2 separate regions of the Mus musculus genome follow, and region 1 is linked to region 2. A link is a loop called in an ENCODE intact Hi-C map of the cell type or tissue named here. Cell type or tissue: gastrocnemius. All regions are shown on one strand. Links, peaks and the distances in the headings refer to the core of each region. The heading gives the core; the rest is flanking DNA.

The links. A loop is a pair of places that touch in the nucleus more often than their neighbours do. Peaks named below come from ENCODE experiments on the same cell type or tissue, not always from the same donor. Only the 100,000 strongest peaks of a DNase experiment are listed, where the experiment ranks them.
Region 1: a loop joins it to region 2, with 2.7 times the contacts of the local background. A loop is called at or near these places in 2 of 42 quality-filtered maps.

What each region holds. Positions count from the first base shown.
Region 1 is chr17:21,729,902-21,740,075 of GRCm38, forward strand. Zfp229 (zinc finger protein 229) reads left to right here and starts at 3,823. Exons shown (of 6, transcript NM_001164676.1): 1 at 3,823-4,057; 2 at 6,157-6,220; 3 at 9,534-9,611. The coding sequence starts at 9,582. In gastrocnemius, for the core only: a CTCF peak has its summit at 3,705; DNase peaks (open chromatin) are centred at 3,867 and 4,694; H3K4me3 peaks cover 2,064 bases; H3K27ac peaks cover 1,663 bases.
Region 2 is chr17:21,529,442-21,539,615 of GRCm38, forward strand. It overlaps Zfp52 (zinc finger protein 52), which reads left to right and starts at 6,098. Exons shown (of 5, transcript NM_144515.2): 1 at 6,098-6,392; 2 at 9,132-9,229. 9330136K24Rik (RIKEN cDNA 9330136K24 gene) reads right to left here and starts at 6,437. Exons shown (of 3, transcript NR_131123.1): 1 at 6,382-6,437; 2 at 4,987-5,030; 3 at 1-1,130. It also overlaps a transcript of Zfp53 not described here. In gastrocnemius, for the core only: CTCF peaks have their summits at 2,722, 3,264 and 5,187 (motif pointing left); DNase peaks (open chromatin) are centred at 2,375, 2,770, 2,861, 3,192 and 3 more places; H3K4me3 peaks cover 4,598 bases; H3K27ac peaks cover 6,779 bases.

The DNA.
Region 1 (10,174 bases), core at 697-8,696, 200 kb after region 2:
ACAAATGACCTTAATTATAAGTATGATAGAAGATAGATGGTAGATGGGGAAAGTAAATGCTGGTTGTCAGTGGCTGGAGAGAATATGAGATAATGAGTAATGGCAAGGCTATTGCTTAGTGGCATGGATAAGTTACGTTAATTGCCACAACATGATAAATATAAACCATAATCTAACATGTAATGCTTTAAATGATTAGAAAGATAGAATTTGGATATGTTCCTTATAAGAAAGAATAGAGGGTTAATGTATAGATATACTAAGTACTACAATTAGGTCAGTGTTAGCCGGGCGTGGTGGCGCACACCTTTAATCCCAGCACTCGGGAGGCAGAGGCAGGCGGATTTCTGAGTTCGAGGCCAGCCTGGTCTACAGAGTGAGTTCCAGGACAGCCAGGGCTACACAGAGAAACCCTGTCTCGAAAAAAAAAAAAAAAAACCAATTAGGTCAGTGTTGCGTGCACGCGCACGTGTGTGTGTGTGTGTGTGTGTTTCTTATCACAGAAATAAAAAAGAAAGACATGGGGTCTCACCATGTAGCCCTTATTGCGTCCCGCTCGACCGGCAAGAAAGACGCAACAAACCAGAATCTTCCGCGGCAAGAGCTTTATTGCTTGCTTCTCAGGAAGATCCCAAACCGGGAAAATGGCGCTGCTTTTATAACCCGCAGCGTGACGTTTCAGCACCTGATATGGCGTGACAGCTCCTGGTTCGTTGCTTGCCCATCACCCCACTATTACACCCCGAGAATGGGAGTGACTAGGAGTGAATTCACTCTTGCACCTGCGTACAGGACTTGTTTACTAGTTAGGCACAGCGGAGGCCCGCGCCATCTTATAATGGCGATTGCTCGCGGCACACACGGCTCTCCTCAGAGATTACTGGCAGCACGCATGCAATTGCTCGCAGCACGTACCGGCTCTCCACAAGCCCTGTTTTGTTTTTGTTTTTTGTTTTCAAGACAGGGTTTCTCTGTGTAGCCCTGGCTGTCCTGGAACTCACTCTGTAGACCAGGCTGGCCTCAAACTCAGAAATCCGCCTGCCTCTGCCTCCGGAGTGCTGGGATTAAAGGTGTGTGCCACCACCGCCCGGCATCACCTTGAACCCATGGAGATCTGCCTGCCTCTGCCTGCTGAGTGCTGGGATTAAAGGTATGTGTCAGCCCATCAAATAATAATAGTAGTAATTACAGTAATATTTTGGTTTTCTGAGACAGGGTTTCTTTGTGTAACCCTGGCTGTCATGGAACTTATTCTGTAGCCCAGGCTGGCCTGGAACTCAGCGAGATATGTCTGCCTCTGATTCCTGAGTTCTGAGATAAAAGGCATGGGCCCCCACCAGCTTACTTTAGTAATTCTTATTAAAACATGAACTGCATATTGAGCATTTCTGGTCATTAAGAAGATCCATGTTCTTATCTTGTCATTTCTATATATTTCAGTGGCTGGAGGTATTGTGCATCTTTATTGTTCATTGTGGTCATTTCAAGCACGCATTACTAAATAATACAACATCTAGCAGTTCATTGGTGGTAGAACTCAGCATGCACAAACTGAGGATTTTCCTGTATGTTCCAGAATATGTCAGTAAATAACAGTTGACAAACTTTATATGGTCATCATCTGTCTCATCTGAGACCAGTACTGTGAGAAATCCTTGTAATTTCTGAATAAATCAGGAGTGGCCATGTGCCTCTTTCTCATACCGTGTCTAAGGTAGACCAGGAGCTAAACCAAGAACCCTGGGCTGCAAAGAACGGGGAGATAGTAATCAAACAAAGAGTCAGATTTGAGTGGATGAAAGAGCCCAAGTAAGGAGTTCAGTCAAGTTGAAAACATACTTGAAAATGATTTTTCCTTGCTGTTTCTCAAGAAACAAGTCTTCTTTTTCTATTTAACTTTTCATTTATTTTGAGGATTTCATGAATGAGTATTGTGTGTTTACATCATTTTCACCTCTTTTAACTGTGTGTGTGTGATTCCTGGTGAGTCAATTTAGTGTTGTGAGGTACATGTATTTATGGATAAACACTTGGAATTAAATAAACGATCAGTTTTAGAGATTAGAAGGTGTTTGATAGTTTTCACTCAGGAAATTGCCAAGTTTTCAGTCTTGGTCAAGAATGATGTGTGGTGGCACACACCTTTAATCCAAGCACTTGGGAGGCAGAGGCAGGCGGATTTCTGAGTTTGAGGCCAGCCTGGTCTACAGAGTAAGTTCCAGGATAGCCAGGGCTAGACAGAGAAACCCTGCCTCAAAAAACCAACAAAACAAAACAAACAAAACAAAACGAATGATGTGTAATGTAATCTAGGGTTACTGGTTTTTGTTGTTTTTCTTTAATGATATCTCTTCAGTTTGTTGATCTATATTTTGACTAAAATACATGGGCTATAGTTTTTAAAGTTTAAAAACTGTACATATTTGTTTTTAATAAGTAAAACAGTATTTTTAGTATAACATTGAAGCTAAATGGAAAAATATCTTGCCTCTAATTTGAAGCACTCATATTTTATTATTTCAGCATGTGAGAAGCAAAGGATAATTACTTGGCTTATTTTGTGAAATTGGTAACTCAGTGGGATGGCTTCCTTGGGAATCTTTTTCCCTGGGGGATATAACCCCCAAATATTTTACTTGATTTTTTTTAACACAAATTGTATGTTTGTTCTATTTTAGATTTGATCAGTCCAACACAAGTAGGCAGCATTGTAATTAGAGTCCTATTTTATGTGTGTTGATGCTGTGTTCATAAAATTTAGCCACTTAAGTGGCTGAAGAACTTAACTTTGTAGTTTCTACGAGAGGCACTTGGCCACGGAAGTATTTGTTTATGTTCTGCTTAAAGAGCAAAAGGGTTTTGTTGTCCCAGTCAGTAATGGGAATGACAAGGTTTTCCCATGAAGAACAGTGTCTTTACCCAAAGCAGTATGTGCCTGATGTCAAGTAAAGGGTGGGAGGGTCGAATTCCTTTCAATGTCTGTAAAGAAATTGATGCCTGCCAATGTGCTGTCAGAAAGCCTTTAAACAAAGAATCCCAAGATCAAAGCATCAAAGATTCAGGATGTTGATACTCCACGCGACCTGTGACATAAACACTGAAGACATATTGCTCTGAAGAAACAACAACAACACATACACACATAGACACACGCAAAGGGACATGCACAACGTTTACCAGGAAAATTAAGGAAGTCAAAAATGCCAGGAACAGATTACCAAGAAATATAGCCTATGTTTACTGAGAGCTTCTACTTTTTTTTTTTTTTTTCAAGACTGGATCTCGTTATGTAGCCCTGGCTGTGCTGGAACTCACTCTGTAGGCCAGGCTGGCCTTGAACTCAGGCCTGGCTCTGCCTTCTGAGTGCTGAGATTTTACAGGCTTGCAACACTACTGCCCAGTGAATTTCCTTTTTCCCCGTTACTTCATATTAAGTTTTCCTTAACACCTGGCCTTATTGGATTCATCTATTTAGTCCTCATTTTTCTCTCCACCCTTTGCTTGTGATTTCTTGATCTCCAGTCATTTTGTTCTGTCATTTTTAAGTTTCGTTCAGATATTTGAACCCTTTCTTTGGGCTTTCACGCCATTGAACAGTCTCTAGAACTGTTTTGTAGTCTGCCTCTAATTTGCCGTCCTTAGAGAACACTGCCCCCTTTTCACCCTTTCCCATGGCAATTGACATTTCTTAAGGTGTCTGCCGCCCAGTGGGCGTTGGATACTTGCAGTTTTCAGAACAACATAGCTGGGACCCTTGGGAAAGTAAACGGAACAGGAAGTAGGTGGGCGGGATTGGGTACGGTGAGAGGACACTTAATAGTGGGTGGGACCAGAGTAGGCAACATATTCCCAAAAGCGGGAGAGGGCCTCAGCAAAACTCGCCTTTCCCTCAGAAATTTCCGGGGACACCTAGTGCAGAATCTGGGCCAAGGACACTGCCCAGGGTCTTGCGGAGACGTGAAAACTCCCGAGAGCCGCAGGTGCCGCGCGGGGCATCCTGGTAGAGTCAGCAGCGCGGCGGCGGAAACCGCAGCCCGGCGGCCCTGGAACCTCCCAGGTCAGAGGCGCTGCGGGGCTGGAGCGGAGTAGGGTGTGATCGGTTTCTGGGCTACTCATTAGGACTCTGCTCTCATGAGCTCCTAAGAACTGGACAATTCCTGACTTTTTTTTTTCTTGTAAGGTTTTCAACATATTCTCTTAAAAATCTCACAATTCTCTTTGTTAGTTCGGAAAGAACAAAACACTTTAAATTATCCAAGCTTTTCAAGAGAGTAGCATTTAGAGCTGGTGGATTGTCAACCTAAAAAACTTGTTAGATATTAGTCACATAAGGATCGACAGAAGAATCACAAATATATTTTCACAAACTCCACAGTTATAGTTGTAATCATTAATATTTACTCTGTAGAATTTTATCACTAACTTGACATCTGAGATGCACACATTCTATGATGTAAATACAGTACTCAAAATCTTGTATTCCAGGTGAGGGTCTTAATGTTACATCTTAGAGTCCAGAAAGTCACCTTATGCATGCTGAGTGTGAAGATATCAGACCCTACAGTATGTTCAGTGACAAAGCACCACAGTAGAAAGGACCTTTGCATAACTGTGGCTGCTTACTTACTTCAGAAAACAGTCTCCAATTCAATGTGCCCTTGGTTCATAACCTGCACTTTACTCAAGGGCAGGTGGCCAAAGTGTTGCTTTTTATTTCAGGATTTGTTGATCTCCAGTGATGTGGCTGTGGACTTGTCCCAGGAAAAGAGGGAATGCCTACACTCTCTTCACGGGGCTTTTTGCATAGAGACTTCATGTTAGAATTAAAGTGGGATAAGGTAGAAAAGACCATTTATTTGATACTGAATTACTGATTTATTGAATGATTTACTTAAAGCACTGCTGTAGTGTTCTGCAACTTCATCTTGCTACTTGGAACAGAATGACCTGGAGAGGTGGCGGAAACAAAAGTCTTGCCCTTACCTACCTTACCCGCAAAGCTTACATCTGTCAGCTGTAACCTGCATTTGAAAAACCTCCAAGCTAACTGCCTTGATGCTTCAGGGAAGTCCTGCTTACTTTCCTTCTGGCCCCACCTTGTGCTTATAGACTATAAAATGCATATAGGAACTGGCCTGGAGACCAGGCCTTTCAGAGCTCTCCCACCTTTGGTCCATCTGTGACATCTATTCTTTCACTGGCAGTGGTGTCTCAGAGTGCTTATTCTAGAATGATTACAATAGAAGCACAGCCTTTGGTTACTGTGTGTGAGAAGAGTTTTCTGGATCTATTATTTTCTCATCCTCAATTTCCTTCTCAAAGGAAGGGGCCGCACGTGTGTGAGCTCAGTGTGGCTGAACTTCACACCACAGCTCATTACAGGGAGAGATTCTCAAAGCAGGAAAGGACATTGTTATGAAGTGTTCTTTACTCCCCATGTTTCTCATTTGGGGAAGTGTTGGGTTTCTTTCATTTCTGCCCCATGGTAAATTCAGAGACTCAATAGTTTAAAATATTGTCATCCCAATCATGAAGTTTCATTTCTGCTCTTGAGGGGTTTTTAATTTTAAAACATTTTGTATTTGCTTGTGTGTTTTTGCTTACATGTATGTCTACACCACTTTCATGCCTTGTGCTACAGAGGCCAGAAGAAGGGGTCAGATACCGTGGGATTGGAATTACAGATGGTTGTGAGCCACGGTGAGCGTGCTGGTCCTTGGTCCTCTAAACAAGCAACAGCTATGAAACAATCTTCCCTGCCCTTTAGTTTTGGCTGAGCTGTGATAAGAAGTGGGATTCAAGTTATACAAACTGGAAAAGCTCCCTGAATCTTTTCAGTATTCTAACACCACATGACAAATGCGGAATCATTTGTAAAATTCTCTATTTAGTTTTCTCTTTATCTAATTGAGCATAGTACTGTGTTAGAAATCCTGGTACTTAGCCAGGCGGTGGTGGCACACACCTTTAATCCCAGCACTCGGGAGGCAGAGGCAGGCGGGTTTCTGAGTTCGAGGCCAGCCTGGTCTACAGAGTGAGTTACAGGACAGTCAGGGCTGCACAGAGAAACCCTGTCTCGAAAATCCAAAAAAAGAAAAGAAAAGAAAGAAATCCTGGATCCTGGTACTTATTGATAAATCTCTTTCTCATATCCAGGACTCACTGATGAAGTGGAACAGCGAGTGCTGGATGGTGAAGAGAGAGAAGACAAAGGATCCAGGTATGTTGGGGGAAATTGAGGCAGGGATTGGTGAGAGGCTTAAGTGACAGTAGAAACAGGACGTGAAACTCATTTTTGCCACATTCTGTTTCACTAGGAATGATTCTGGAGACTTCCACTGAGAATAGCTTTCTTGAGATTATCCTATTGTAGGTGCTGAAAGACTTTCTATCTAAGAATTAATAGTAAGAAGCAAATGTAATTTTATTTGACTGTGCATGAGGTAGATGGTATCCATCTTGAATTCATATCATTGATCATGTCTTGAGACCAATATTAAATAGTTTTCATTACTATAATTTTAACATATTATAAAATTAGGAAGGGGCTGGTGAGATGGCTCAGTGGGTAAGAGCACCCGACTGCTCTTCCAAAGGTCCGGAGTTCAAATCCCAGCAACCACATGGTGGCTCACAACCATCTGTAACAAGATCTGACGCCCTCTTCTGGAGTGTCTGAAGACAGCTACAGTGTACTTACATATAATAAATAAATAAATCTTTAAAAAAAAATTAGGAAAATTGATGCCTCTCTGTTTTTCTCTGTTCTCTGAATTTCGGAGTTTTCTGTAGTTCCTTCAGATTCTACATCTTTTAGAGTTAATTTCTCCATTTCCTAAAATAATGCCAGCAGAATTTTGATAAGAATTGCCTAGTATGTCTCTAAAGTATTAAGCTTCATGTTCATTGTCCTCCTGATGATACCTCCTGTACACTCACTGGACTTATTGCTACAGTTTTAACAGATTTTCGAATTTCCTCTGGGTTTGATCTTCCTTTGAAGATGTTTGAGCTATTCTTTGTTTCCCCCAATTTGATATCACTATCTCTATTCCTACAAAAATGCCAAGAAGATTTTGATAGGAATTTCTTGGAAACTATACAGAAGACAAACCTCCTTCTTACATTGTCTTTACATGTTTGAATAAGCACATGCAAGCTGTTGATTTTCATATCCTGTGTTCTTTTGTTTTCCCTCTGCTGTTGATATCTGTATTCCAGGAACTTGATCTGTAGACCAGGCCGGCCTTGAACTCAAATCCACCTGCCTTTGCCTCCTTAGGGCTGGGACTGATTAAAGGCATGCACTACCACCTTCTGGAGACTTCTAATTCTAAGATTTGACCACAGTAGAGCATGCTCCCTGAAGTTTGAGAAGATTGTGAGACCTCTGCTTTTTTGTGGATGGCTTTCTGGAAGGCTGCTAGGCATAATCTTTTTCTGCGCTGTTGATGCTCATCTTTTCTTAGCAATACTCTGTCTGATATTATTATCTGACACTAAATGTTGGGTGGATGCTAAAGTTCCCCAGCATCACTGTCTGTTTTTTTCCCTACCATTCTGTCACGATTGCTTCAGGTATTTGGAAGCTTTCCATTTCTTTTTCCCTTTGTTCCTTTCTGACTACCTGTCTGTTTTTTTGTTTTGTTTTGTTTTGTTTTTTAATGCTAAGGCCTATTTCTATTTGCATGTTTTCTTTGGGCAATATTCATTTATATTTGAAGAAGTCACTGAGAAGAAAGGACAAACTCATAACAGTTTGATTATTTTTTCTCTGTCTTCCATAGCTTACCATCTTTCTGAGCTCCTTGCCTTTCATTGGTATTCTTATAGCTTATTCCTTTATAAATTTCATTCTGGCATCTTCTACAGTATTTCTATTTTCTGCTGTGAAGTGATTTCAGAAGTCATCTCATTATAAGAATTGTTTCATTTAGAAGTAATTCTAAACAAAACCACATGTGTATATAGGATTTTTTTAAAAGATTTATTTTATTTATTATATGTAAGTACACTGTAGCTGTCCTCAGACACCAAAAGAGAGAATCAGGTCTTTTTACAGATGATTGTGAGCCACCATGTGGTTGCTGGGAATTGAACTCAGGATGTCCGGAAGAGCAGTCAGTGCTCTTAACCACTGAGCCATCTCTCCATCCCTATAGTTGGATTTCATGACATTTTTTTCCTTGTTTAGTTGTTTAGGAAACTGCATACTTACTTGCATTGTGGCTGCAGTGAGTTCAAATTCCCACTGACAGTATATCTCCATATTCTTCCTCCTGTGTTGTATCTTTGTCATTGTTTAGGACCATGAGGGTACACACTGACTGGTCAGAGTGATCTGTAGCTCCATTTAGAAACTAGTTCCCTATGTTCACATATGAACATGTTTCCCCTTTGTGTTACTTGGCTGGTTCACTCTTCTAGGTCATACATAAACATTTGTGAGTCATTGCACCAAGGGAGAGAATAGGCCCAGTTTTATATTTTCTGAGTGGACTGATATTTTCCTCAACACCATTGGTTGAGGAGACTGTTCTATTCTTCAGCTTAAGATTTTGGTGTTTTCAAGAAAATCAAGAAGGAAGACCAACACGTGGATACTTCATTCCTCCCTAGAGTATGAAATAAAATATCCATGGAAGGAGTTGCAGAGACAAAGTTTGGAGCTAAGATGAAAGGATGGACCATCCAGAGACTGCCCCACCTGGGGGTCCATCCCATAATCAGCCACCAAACGCAGACACTATTGCATACGCCAGCAAGATTTTGCTGATGGGACCCTGATACAGCTGTCTCCTGTGAGGCTTTGCCAGTGCCTGGCAAATACAGAAGTGGATGCTCACAGTCATCTATAGGATGGAACACAGGGCCCCCAGTATAGGTTCTAGAGAAAGTACCCAAGAGCTGAAAGGGGTCTGCAACCCTATAGGTGGAACAACAATATGAACTAACCAGTACCCCCAGAGCTCGTGTCTCTAGCTGCATATGTAGCAGAAGATAGCCTAGTTGGCCATCATTGGAAAGAGAGGCCCCTTGGTATTGCAAACTTTATATTCCCCAGTACAGGGCAATGCCAGGGCCAAGAAGTGGGAGTGAGTGGGTAAGGGAGCAGGGTGGGTGAGGGGGGAGGGTATAGGGGACTTTTGGGATAGCATTTGAAATGTAAATGAAGAAAATATCTAATAAAAAATGTGGGGAAAAAAGATTTTGGTGTTTTGGTAAAATTACAGATGGACTCAGCTGCTTTGGATGTTCTATATCTGCTATTCCATTGCCCTGGGCTGTGTCTTCTCTTCTGCAACTACCATGAGATCACAACTTTTTGTTTGTTTGTTTGCTTGTTTGTTTGTTTGTTTGTTTTAGAGACAGGGTTTCTCTGTGTATAGGCATGGCTGTCCTGGAGCTACCTCTGTAGACCAGGCTGGCCTCAAACTCACAGAGATCCACCTGTCTCTGCCTCCCAAGTGCTGGGATTAAAGGTATACACCACCACTTCCTGGCTTCCTAACAGCTTTTCATATTAATTTTAGGTACAAAAGTACAAGAAGAGAAAAGTCAGAAAAGGACAATAGGGAGAAATGGCTGGTTCTCCGGTAAATACATTCCAGGTCAGTGTTACCCCCACTTCTAATCTATAGAATAGTTATGTGTCTGGTTTTTTGAAACAGGATTTCTCTGTATAGTCCTGGCTGTCTTGGAACTTGTTCTGTGGATCAGACTGGCCTCAAACTCACAGATCTACCTGCCTCTGCTTCCTAAGTATTGGGACTAAAGGCATACACTACCACTGCCACCAGGTTCACTGCAGGCCTTTAACTCTGTGTTTATGTTATTTAAAGTGTTTGTTTTATTTTTCTTCTGATAGATAAAATTAACTGTGTAAATGTACATCTCCAGTGAAGCACAGCCTTCCCTCCAACTGTCCTCCCCAGACTTCAGCTTGTAAGGGTAAATTAATTAAAGACCTGTATTCTGAAAGTATTTTCCACTTTGACTGATGATCAAAGAAATATATTAATCCCCAGTTGCTGCAGAGGGTGTATATATATATATATACATATATATATATTGTTGAGGTCAGGAAATTGTCGCACAAACCACTCAGACATTTATCTCAGTTAAACAAGCTCGTTCATTGAAAGCACACCCCAAGACTGATCAGGGACACAGT
Region 2 (10,174 bases), core at 1,403-9,402:
CAAAACAAAACATCCAGGTGTGGTGGCACACGCCTTTAATCCCAGCACTTGGGAGGCAGAGGCAGGTGGATTTCTGAGTTCAAGGCCAGCCTGGTCTACAGAGTGAGTTCCAGGAAAGCCAGGGCTATACAGAGAAACCCTGTCTCAAAAAACCAAAAACCAAACCAAACCAAAGCAAAACAAAAACAAAAACAAAACAATAAAAAAAAAACCAAACAGACAAATGTGTTGATGCTTTTAAGTAAGTAGTAGAAAGATTTAGATTTCTTGAACAGTAATTTTTTTTTAATTTTTTTTTTTTTGGTTTTTCCAGACAGGGTTTCTCTGTGTAGCCCTGGCTATCCTGGAACTCACTTTGTAGACCAGGCTGGCCTTGAACTCAGAGATCCACCTGCCTCTGCCTCCCGAGTGCTGGGATTAAAGGCGTGCGCCACCACGCCCGGCTCGGACAGTAATCTTTGTTACTGTGTATTATTGAGTACAAACACTGTGAACCTGGGATTTCATTAAATTTGTCACCAGTTTCTGAATAGAAACATGTATTCTAAGTACAATCAGCCATTTGAGCTCCACCCCAAAACCAGTTACTAACTCCTCAATTATTTGGTCCATCTTGAGCCAGTATACATTTTCTATAATGATGAGATATCTATTGTAAATCACAGACCCTTGAAGGCTGTCAGGCCATTGTTGTGGGAATACATAAAATTACAGTAAAAGAAACACATCTAAGTAGTTGCTGGTTGACTTATTGTAAGAAAGAGCTTATGGAGACAACCATTTATCAAATGTTTAATTTTGGAACAAACCCTATTAATCTGATTTGTTTTTAAAGGACTGTACATGGGATACTGTCCCTCAACATGTGAACACCGAAAAGGAGTCTTGTCAGTGTAGTGAGCTTGGTGAAATGCTTCATGAACCCCCAAACTGTGTACTTTATAAAAGAAGTGACACTACAGAAACCTCCAATAACTACAGATGCTGTAGTGACAAGGAAGCCTCTGTTGACTCATCAAACCCACATAGACATAAAAGCAGGCACACTGGAGAAGAACCTTCTGAATCTAAAGACTGTGAGAAATCCTTAACTTTGTCTTCCAACATTCCTCAAGATCAGAGATGCTACCCTGAAGAGAAAGAGCACAGGTAAAGAGAGTGTGATGGTGACTTCATCTCTACATACAGTCTCATGCAACAAACAATCTTCATTGGAGAGACACCACATCAGAGTGGAAAATGCAGGAAATGCTTCAGTAACCCCTCAAGCCTCGCTGTCCATCAGAGAATTCATACTGGACAGAAAACCTTCAAGTGCAATGTTTGTGACAAATCCTCGATTTCTCTGCTGAGTCAGGGTAGCACCAGAGTTAGCCATGTGAAGAAAGACCAGGTGTTTGTTTTGGGGGAACCTCTGATACAGAGGCTACCACCCACAAACACACTTTTGGTTTGATCCCAGACTATCAATTGGGAAGGCAATTCTAGAGTGTTGGGATCTCTGGCAAACGCTGGGAAGATGGGTGCCATGGAATCTAAAACAAAAATTTGTTCAAATTTGTCTGAACTCCCTGTGTTCTCCCAGGGAGAGCTGGGTTCCCTACTCTCCCTTCACTGCACTGACCATAGGGCTCCACGTGCCTCCCTATCCTTACCCTCCCTCCCCCTTCACCTCCCTCCTGTTGCAGCAGCAATGGTGGTTACCATAGTGATGGTGAAGGATCAGGCTGCTCATTTTAAATTACCCCCTTAAACCAGCAGGAGTAAAGTTTGCATGCTGGGTAAGAAGCACTTGACTTTGGGACAGATAATAAGGGTCGAATTATGGCTTCACCACCATCTTTCTTAAGAACAACAACACAGGACTTGAGTAGACCAGGAAAGTCTCCAAAAGATACTTTTCATTTGAGGTAATGTTTTTGTTTCTAGTGAAAGGCCAAACCTACTCTATCTTGGGACCGGCCTCCAACATAAAGATAAAAAAGCCTGAGAACTTGACCTGCAGCAGAACCCAAGCTGCATCCAAGTACCAGGAAGGACCCCATGGTTTGTCCTTGGCCAGAGTTACTTTCTAGCAACAGTTAATCAAAGATTAGTCTGATTTTTTCAGACGTACTTTCAGACCCTTTGGGATTGTTCATGATCTTGCTTCAGAGCACCCACCTGTCAGCTTACAATAGACATTCAGTTAGATATTTGTTAGGCTGGACGCCCCCTCACTTACTCCCATTCCTTATAAAACCTTGTCCTGCTGAGGGTTTGAGTCTGCTCTGGCCGGGTGTGGTGGCGCACGCTGCTCTGCCTTCCTTTCTGGTCCTGCTTTGTCAGGGTTGGGTTGGAGGAGAGCCCAAATCCAAACTTGAAATAAAGAGACCCAACAGAAACAGCTCCTTGGTGGCCATTTGGGGTTCATGAACTCTTCCTGGCACAACATTTTGGTGCATTGGCCTGGAACTCCAAGGCCACCAGGACCCAACCCTGGAGAATCTCGGCACTGGTTATCTCTGAGTCTGTGAGTCTATCCATGTGTGCTTGTGTGATACTGTAATAATCCTGTTCTGAATAATTCTGTAATTCTGTTCTGAAGAGGCCTAAAAAGCTGTATTACCTGGCAAGAAACAGCAAAAGAGGATGTAGAATCCGGCTGCGGTGGTCACCCTGGTACATCCTAGCCAAGGGGGCTTAGGCGTCGTTCCAAAGATTCTGGGGTACAGAGTGCCCCTGGTGTTAATGTCAGTGAAGGACAGAGCGGAAGTGTCCTGTTTGTTTTAGCTGCTGTATAGTTGTCTGTTCTGTGTGTGTCACTTTAAGGAATGTTGAGGGACTGACGCTGTAGCGATTTGAAGACCCACCCAGCCTCTCGGCTTAACTCTTTCTTTTCCAGACCGATTCGCTACTTTAGGGAGCCTGAGAGTCCCGGGCCTAGGTGCTGGTGTCCCGCAGCTGCGGCGGGAAGTCGCGCGGGGCTGAGCCCACCTCGGGCGGAAGGCCGTGGGGCCTCGCCGGGGCGGGGGCCCAGTCACTCCGCTGGGGAGCCTACCGGCCACCGCGGCGCCCTGGGCAGCGGGGAAAACCTGGGACCCGAGTGGCACCGCTCCGCTTTGCGCAGGCAGAGGAGAGGAGCCCAGTTACTCGGCGCCAGCCAACAAGATGCTGTGGTGCGCCCGGGCTCCTCGGGGATTCAAACCCCAGTGTGGGGCTCTCCCTGCAGGCGGCGGGGCACAAAGAATCTGACCCGACCCCTCGATTAGCCGCGGCTCACCCAGGCGCGTTTCTCTCCCCTTCCGCCGAGCGGCGCACACAAGGGTCCACGGCCCCTAGAATGGTCTAAGACTCCCGCGGCCCTAACCTAGATCTCCATAAGTGAGGACATGAGTTCCCAAAGAGCAGAGCTTCAAGCTTGGACAAAAGCAGGAGAGGCCGATGTCTCCCTTTACCAGATCGTAGAATGGCCTCCTGGTCACTCATTTTGCTCAGTAAATGGCTACCCTTCCTGCCAGAAGTGCTCGCTCCCGATCTGAACTGATGTAGTCTAAGTTGTAAAGAGAGTGGACACCATCCTGCCACACTCAGCCCACTGAGAAGAACAACCACCGGGGCAGTCACCTTCCCAGAGCTACAATAAGACAATATACTATGTTAAGATGGCAGGCAACCCAGGAGGGCTTCAGACTAAATTTTTCCAGCCTCTGCCTCTCCATGCCCTCTGCCCAAAGATTAAAATAAAGATAAGATTGGCCTTCAGAGCCTGAGTCTTTCATCCTGTCCTTGTGTCTTTCCTTGTTGATAAGGTCCTGATAGTTACCCAAGGTAAAGGCACAATTTACTTGATAGAAATGAGTTAACAAGTGGATCTTCTATCTACTGACACTGAAGACATCTATTGTACTAGAGAGGATATTCTAGTTGAGGTGTATGAGTTTTCAGGCACATATAACATACCAAATATAAATGACATGAAACAAATATTATAAACAAGACTAAGAGGAGCAATATGACTGAATCAATTATAAAATGACATCTTCAAAACAAAGCCCAGGACCAAATTGACAGAATTCTATCAGGACTTTGAAGAGCAGCAAATAGACTAATATTTAATACTTCTTGACACACACAAAAATATCAAGACTTCCTGACTCTATTATCTGATACTAAGCCAGATAATGAATAAACCTGACATGTTGGAGCATGCCTTTAATCCTAGCATTCCAGAGTCAGGAACTGCTGATCTCAGTGAATTCAAGGCCATCTTGGCCCTCAAAACTGAAAAAAAAAAAAAAAAAAAAAATCCATCAGATACTGTTAGAACTAAGAAGAAATTACACACTGATTTTTTTTTAATTGATCTAGGTATGTTATCACGGGCCTTTAAGCACAGGTTCACACAGAGAAACCTTGTCTACCATGAATGAATGCCCCGATTTTTTTATTATTAGTTATTTCACACATACACACACACAAAGATAAAATGCATGTATATCACAGCATTGTGTGTTTCTGTGCCCACTTCAAATACTGCCCATTCTCACTCCTACCTCTCTGCTATCCTGGTCCACAGTTCCAACAGTCACTTTGTTCATGTCTATTCATATTGCCTGGCACCCACTAAGATGAACCAGAGCCATTTGTGAGACTGTGGGTTTGAAGCTATGTTCAGGAGCCTGATGTGCTCAGCACAGGATGACAACTAAAGCCAGTGATTCTTCTTCTACAGTCTATCCATTGCCAATGCCTGAGAGGTAAAGCCTTTTCCCTTTCCTAGATTGACCGTGGTCTTGTGTGGGGCCAGTGCAGGCAAGGACAGCTGCTCTTGGTTACTGATTGCAGTAGTTGTATGGAGTCTAGAGAACTCTAGACTTGGAATTCTTAGCCTTTCCCCCTCTCTCCCTTCTTATTTCCTAACCATCTCTTCTTCCTCCATGCTTCTCAGAGCTAGACATTGGATTGTAAAACTGACTTTTCTAGGGTTGGGACCACAAACCTTACTTATTTTCTGCATCTGGGACGTGCAAGATTCTCTGCGTACACCACTGTACTAGAGAGAGAGAGAGAGAGAGAGAGAGAGAGAGAGAGAGAGAGAGAGAGAGAGTTAGTTCTAGGTTTTATCTCAAAGCACTTTTGGAATCATGAAGACAAACTTGTTTCTGCTTTACTAAAATGACATGTCCGCCATCTAGTGGTGAAAGAAGTTCAATGAAGTATGAATTCAGTCCTGACTGTTGAGGTCTGTCCCTGTAACATAGCTGTAGCCATTTTGTTCCATGCCTGCCAGCTATTTCACATTGTTTCTGTAATATGCCAGTTAGTCATTGACACAGAAAAATAATTTGACTCAGAGCAGGGTCGTGTTCCACATACCCTGTTATCTTCTGTGTGTTCTGAAGTTGGTTAATCTTAAGAACTTTGAAAATTATATGCTCCACTTAGGACCAATCAGAATAAAGGTCAGATAGAACTGCTCTGTCTGGCTAGCAAAAATAGCTTGGGTCAGAGAAAACCACAGGTCAGCACTTCCTGCACCTGCATATGAGCGCATTGTGATTTTTTTCATTCTTAAACCAGTCCTGAGAAGTGTTTGTGGTTGTAGCTCAGCCCCCAAATTCTGATCAGTCTTAGGGTATGCATCCAATTATCTGTCCTTGTCTGACTGAGATCAGGGTTTGTGTGGCATGTAGGGCTACTGCTGGACCCCAACACTGACCACTGAGTTCTTGAGACAACCTCCCCCCTCCCCCAAATCCACGTTCCTGAAAAGTCTCTCTCCAAATCAAAATTGAAGTATTTGGTTTTGGTTTCTCATGTTTGTGTTTTGGGGATGGGACTCTGGCATCCGAATTTAGCCTGTTGTTTGGTATGCAGTATGTGGTGGAGAGGATGATAGTGAGATGGGGATCTTAGGTTGTCTGTTTTGCATCTGAAAGATTCAGAATTCACTATGGGGATCAGATATCGGGGTGCAGGGTCCTACCAGATATAGTTCTGGTCTAGACTGGCTGCAAGAGTGTGGGGAGACTGTGCAGAGCAACCTGAAGGGAAGAGCTGTGGCAGAAAGAAGCCTGAGACAGAGTGGGAGGGGCCGGTCTCCGCTGGGCGGGCCCACTCGCCCAGAAATAGAGGATGGAAGATGTGGTACATTGGCTGGGTGTAGAGGAAGGGTGTAGTGTGGGTGGGATTAGAAGACTGAGGCCAGGGAAGCTAGGAAGCAAGGTGTGTTAGCTTGGGAAGTGGGACTAAAAAGTCAAAGTCTGGAGTGTCAAGAATCCGGTACAAGACTGAGCTGGGGTTGGGGTTGAGGGGTAGAGCGGCTGCACAGTGTGGAATCGCGTGGTGGAGACCTGAGTATGGAGGAAACGGCGGGGCTCGCAGAACCGGAAAACTTACCTATACCGCAGGTACCTTTTGAGCATCCTGGGAGAGTCAGCAGTTTAGCAGCTGGCAGAGGCAGCAGCGGGGGATGGGGGAGAGGAAGTGGGAGTGGGGGTGGGGACAAGGGAGGGAGGCGCTCGAACCTTCCAGGTCCGAGGAGCTGAGGCGGGGCTGGGGAATGGGCAGGAGTGGGAGGGGAGCAGAGCGGGATCAATTTCCCCTCTGATCATAAGGATAACGACTCTCAAAATTGTGCTGTGGATGTCAGACCCTCGTCGATAAATTTTCAGTAATATTAACTGGAATAATACTATTTCTTTTTATTGACCTTCTGGCTGATCTAGTAGAATATTTGAATTTATCAGTTAATATTTGAAAACGCAGCTCTCTTTGCTATGACGGAAAGGACAAAGCTATTGAAATTTACAATCATCCATACTAACTTCCGTATTCTACCACTTCTCTATTTAAGAAAGTGGCATGTGGTGGATTCCCCATGAGCTTTTAGTCACGAAAGGAACTCCTGCAAACTTAAATGAATTTGATTGTACTGTTTGTTGTGAGTTTTACTGGTATGGATGTAAAAATTAAGTTTTAAAAGTAAACTGTCTATCTACTATTAATTTTCCATCGGGAACGTATGCAATCTGTGATGCAAATTGTGAAAAGAGTGGCGCCAGGCTTGGTGACACTCACGTTTTATCTCAGCACTCAGGAGCAAAGGCTATATAGTGAGTTCCAGGACAGCCAGAGCTATATGGTGAGACACTGTCTCAAAAAACAAAACAATAAAAATAATTACAAAAAAAAAAAAAAAAAAGAGGAGGAGAGAATAAATAATGAAGGAAGGAAAGAAGAAAGGAAGAAAGCAAACAATCAAGGAAGGAAAGCCAGCTAAGAAAAAGAAAAAAAAATGTGTCTTCTTGTTGAGGTCTGCCCCATCTCAGAATAGCTGTAGCCATTTTGTTCCATGCATGCCAGCTATTTCAGATTGTTGCTGTAACATGCCTGCCAGTCACTGACACAGAAAAATAACTTGACTCAGAGCAAGGTCATGCTGATCACGTATCCTGTTATGTTCTGTTTGAGGTTTGTTAATCTTAAGAATTTCCACAAAGCCTTACGTAGGACCTATCAAATTAAAGGTCAACATGAACTGTTAGTCTAAAATGGCTTGAGTCAGAGCAGAGCCCTTCCTGCACCTGAATGTGATCTCATTGTGCTTTCTGTTCTTTGGGTTTTTTTCCTCCTTTTATAAGCTTACAGGAAAAGATATTTGTGTAGTTGCTCAGCCCCTGAAGTCTACTACCTGACTTATGAGTCTTAGGTTGTGCCTTCAAAAAACCATCAAGGATCAGATGGCTTACAGAGATCAGGATTTGTTTGTGTGGTTTGTTGGGCAACTCTTGGACCCCAACACTTTTGCTGAGTTTTTTTTTTTTTTAATATTTTTTTATTCTATATATGTGAGTACACTGTTGCAGGCTTCAGACACACCAGAAGAGGCCATTGGATTCCCATTACAGATGGTTGTGAGCCACCATGTGGTTGCTGGAAATTGAACTCAGGACCTCTGGAAGAGCAGTCAGTGCTCTTAACTGCTGAGCCATCTCTCCAACCCCTCTGCTGAATTCTTAATGTTGTAAATTAGAGTCTGGAAATCAGAGTATTCTCTTTGAGGGAATCCGGTCACAGTATTTTCACAGCTAGACAGGGCATTTTATAAACCAGTTTGTGGTGGCATATACCTTTAATCCTAGCACTCCTGAGGCAGAGGCAGGTAGATCTTGGAATTCTTTGCCAGCCTGGTCTACACAGTGAGTTTAAGGATAGCCAGGGCTACACAGAGAAACTCTGTTTGGGGGGAAGGGGGATAAAGAGACAAAAACAAAGTTAAGAGGTATTATAATATAGGATAATATTAGAAACAATCTTGTGAATAATTATGATCATCTACATCAGAAAAAAAAATCTCTGCAATCCTCTTGTTTTTCTTGGTTCAAAAAAAAAAAATTCTGCCCATGGATACATGACCAAATTGCTATGTAGAAGTCATCATATAGACCAGGCTGGACTGGAATTCACAGATTTCCACCCACCTCTATCTCCTCAGTGCTCACATTAAAGTTGTGCACCAGCAGGAATGTTCAAACCATTGTCTTTTATTTTATGGTCTGTTGACAATCAGTGGTGTGACTGTGGACTTCTCCCAGGAGGAGGGGCAATGCCTGGTCTCTGCTCAGAGGGCTCTGTACAGACTGCATGTTGCAGAATTGGAACTCTCTGATTTCTGTGGGTGAAAATAGTTTTCTTGCTATCTCCCTTGCTCCTCCTTAGGGTTCTTGGCAAATTAGACTGCAGGTATGTGAGATTTGTGTGGATGAGTCTCACATTCTACAGAGAAAGGTGAAATCCTCACAGGAACAAAGACAGATTTCAGGAAATTCTTTCTCTTCTCTGTGTGAGTTCCTTTGTAAGTAAAAGGCTTCCATCATTTTTAGTCCATGAGAAGTTCATCACTGATGTATTGTATTCTCATTCCAATCATTCAGCTCCATTTCTGCACCTGAGAGTTGATTGAGCTGTGAATGGAAGTGTGGTTCAAGTTATGCTAACTGAAAATGCTTCTAAATGTTTTCAGTATTATGACATTGCCTGACACTTGCAGGGTCACTGTAGAGTCTTCATTTCTTTTCTCTTTATCTACTGAGCACAGTACTTTGTTAGAACAGGGGCTTTCTCTTTAAACTCTTTCTCATGTGCAGGGCTCACTGAACACCCAGACCTCAGACCTGCTCACCTGTGAAACATAACAAAGAGCCCTAGAAGGTGGAGAGGGAGGAGACAGTACCTAAGGATCCAGGTATGTTGGAGGATTGGTGAAGGGATGGCAAGGGATTCAAGTGAATGTGGAAGTGGGACATGAAGTCACTTTTGCCGAATTCTGTCTCACTAGAAATAATTCTGGAGACTTCCACGGACAAAAAACTCCTCAAGATTATCCTATTGTAGAGATGAGAAGACTTTCTGCAGAAAATTGATACTAGGAGGCAATAAACTTTTGCTTGACTATGAGTGCGAGTGATGCTGTCCTTACACTGATCACCTAGGCCTACATACCAATATTAAATGACGTTCATTTTAGTGGTTTTATTGTATTATAAAATAATAATTAATAACTTTAGGCACATTTATTGTTTTCTGAAAATTTGTATTCTAGCATATTTTCTACCCTCAGCGTTAATTTTTCTCTTCCTAAAAATAATGCCAACAGACTTTGGATAAGATCAGGAACTATATTTGCAGACATGATAGGCAGTTTCCCATGAATATCTCCTACTGTCTGTTGTCATGACAATTCCATGTGGTTCCATTGCTGTGGTTGTAATATACTGTGAGATCACCTCTTCATGTGGTCCTCTTAGTGTTTTCCACCTCTTTGCTGTTCTTTGGTACTTCCAGCATTACTTTTTTAAAAATATGCAAGTAGGATTTTAATAGGAATTGAGTGGCTTCTAGGAAGACAAACCTTCTTCTAGGTTGTCCTCCCAGGTTTGTAAAGCACATGGTCAATGCGCCTGTTCTCACGTGTTTTATGTAGTCTCCTGTTTATGTCTGCTGGGGATGTCTACATTCTGGGTTTTGTGACATGCAGCCATGTTTATCAAGGAATTTCTGTCTAATGGTCCATTTTATCATTTGCTAATGCTCTTTATTTTGTAATTTTGTATTTTAATACTTTTGTCTTGGATTTTCTATCACTAGTATAATTGTGATCATCAGTCTTCTTACTGCTGTCTATAGTCAT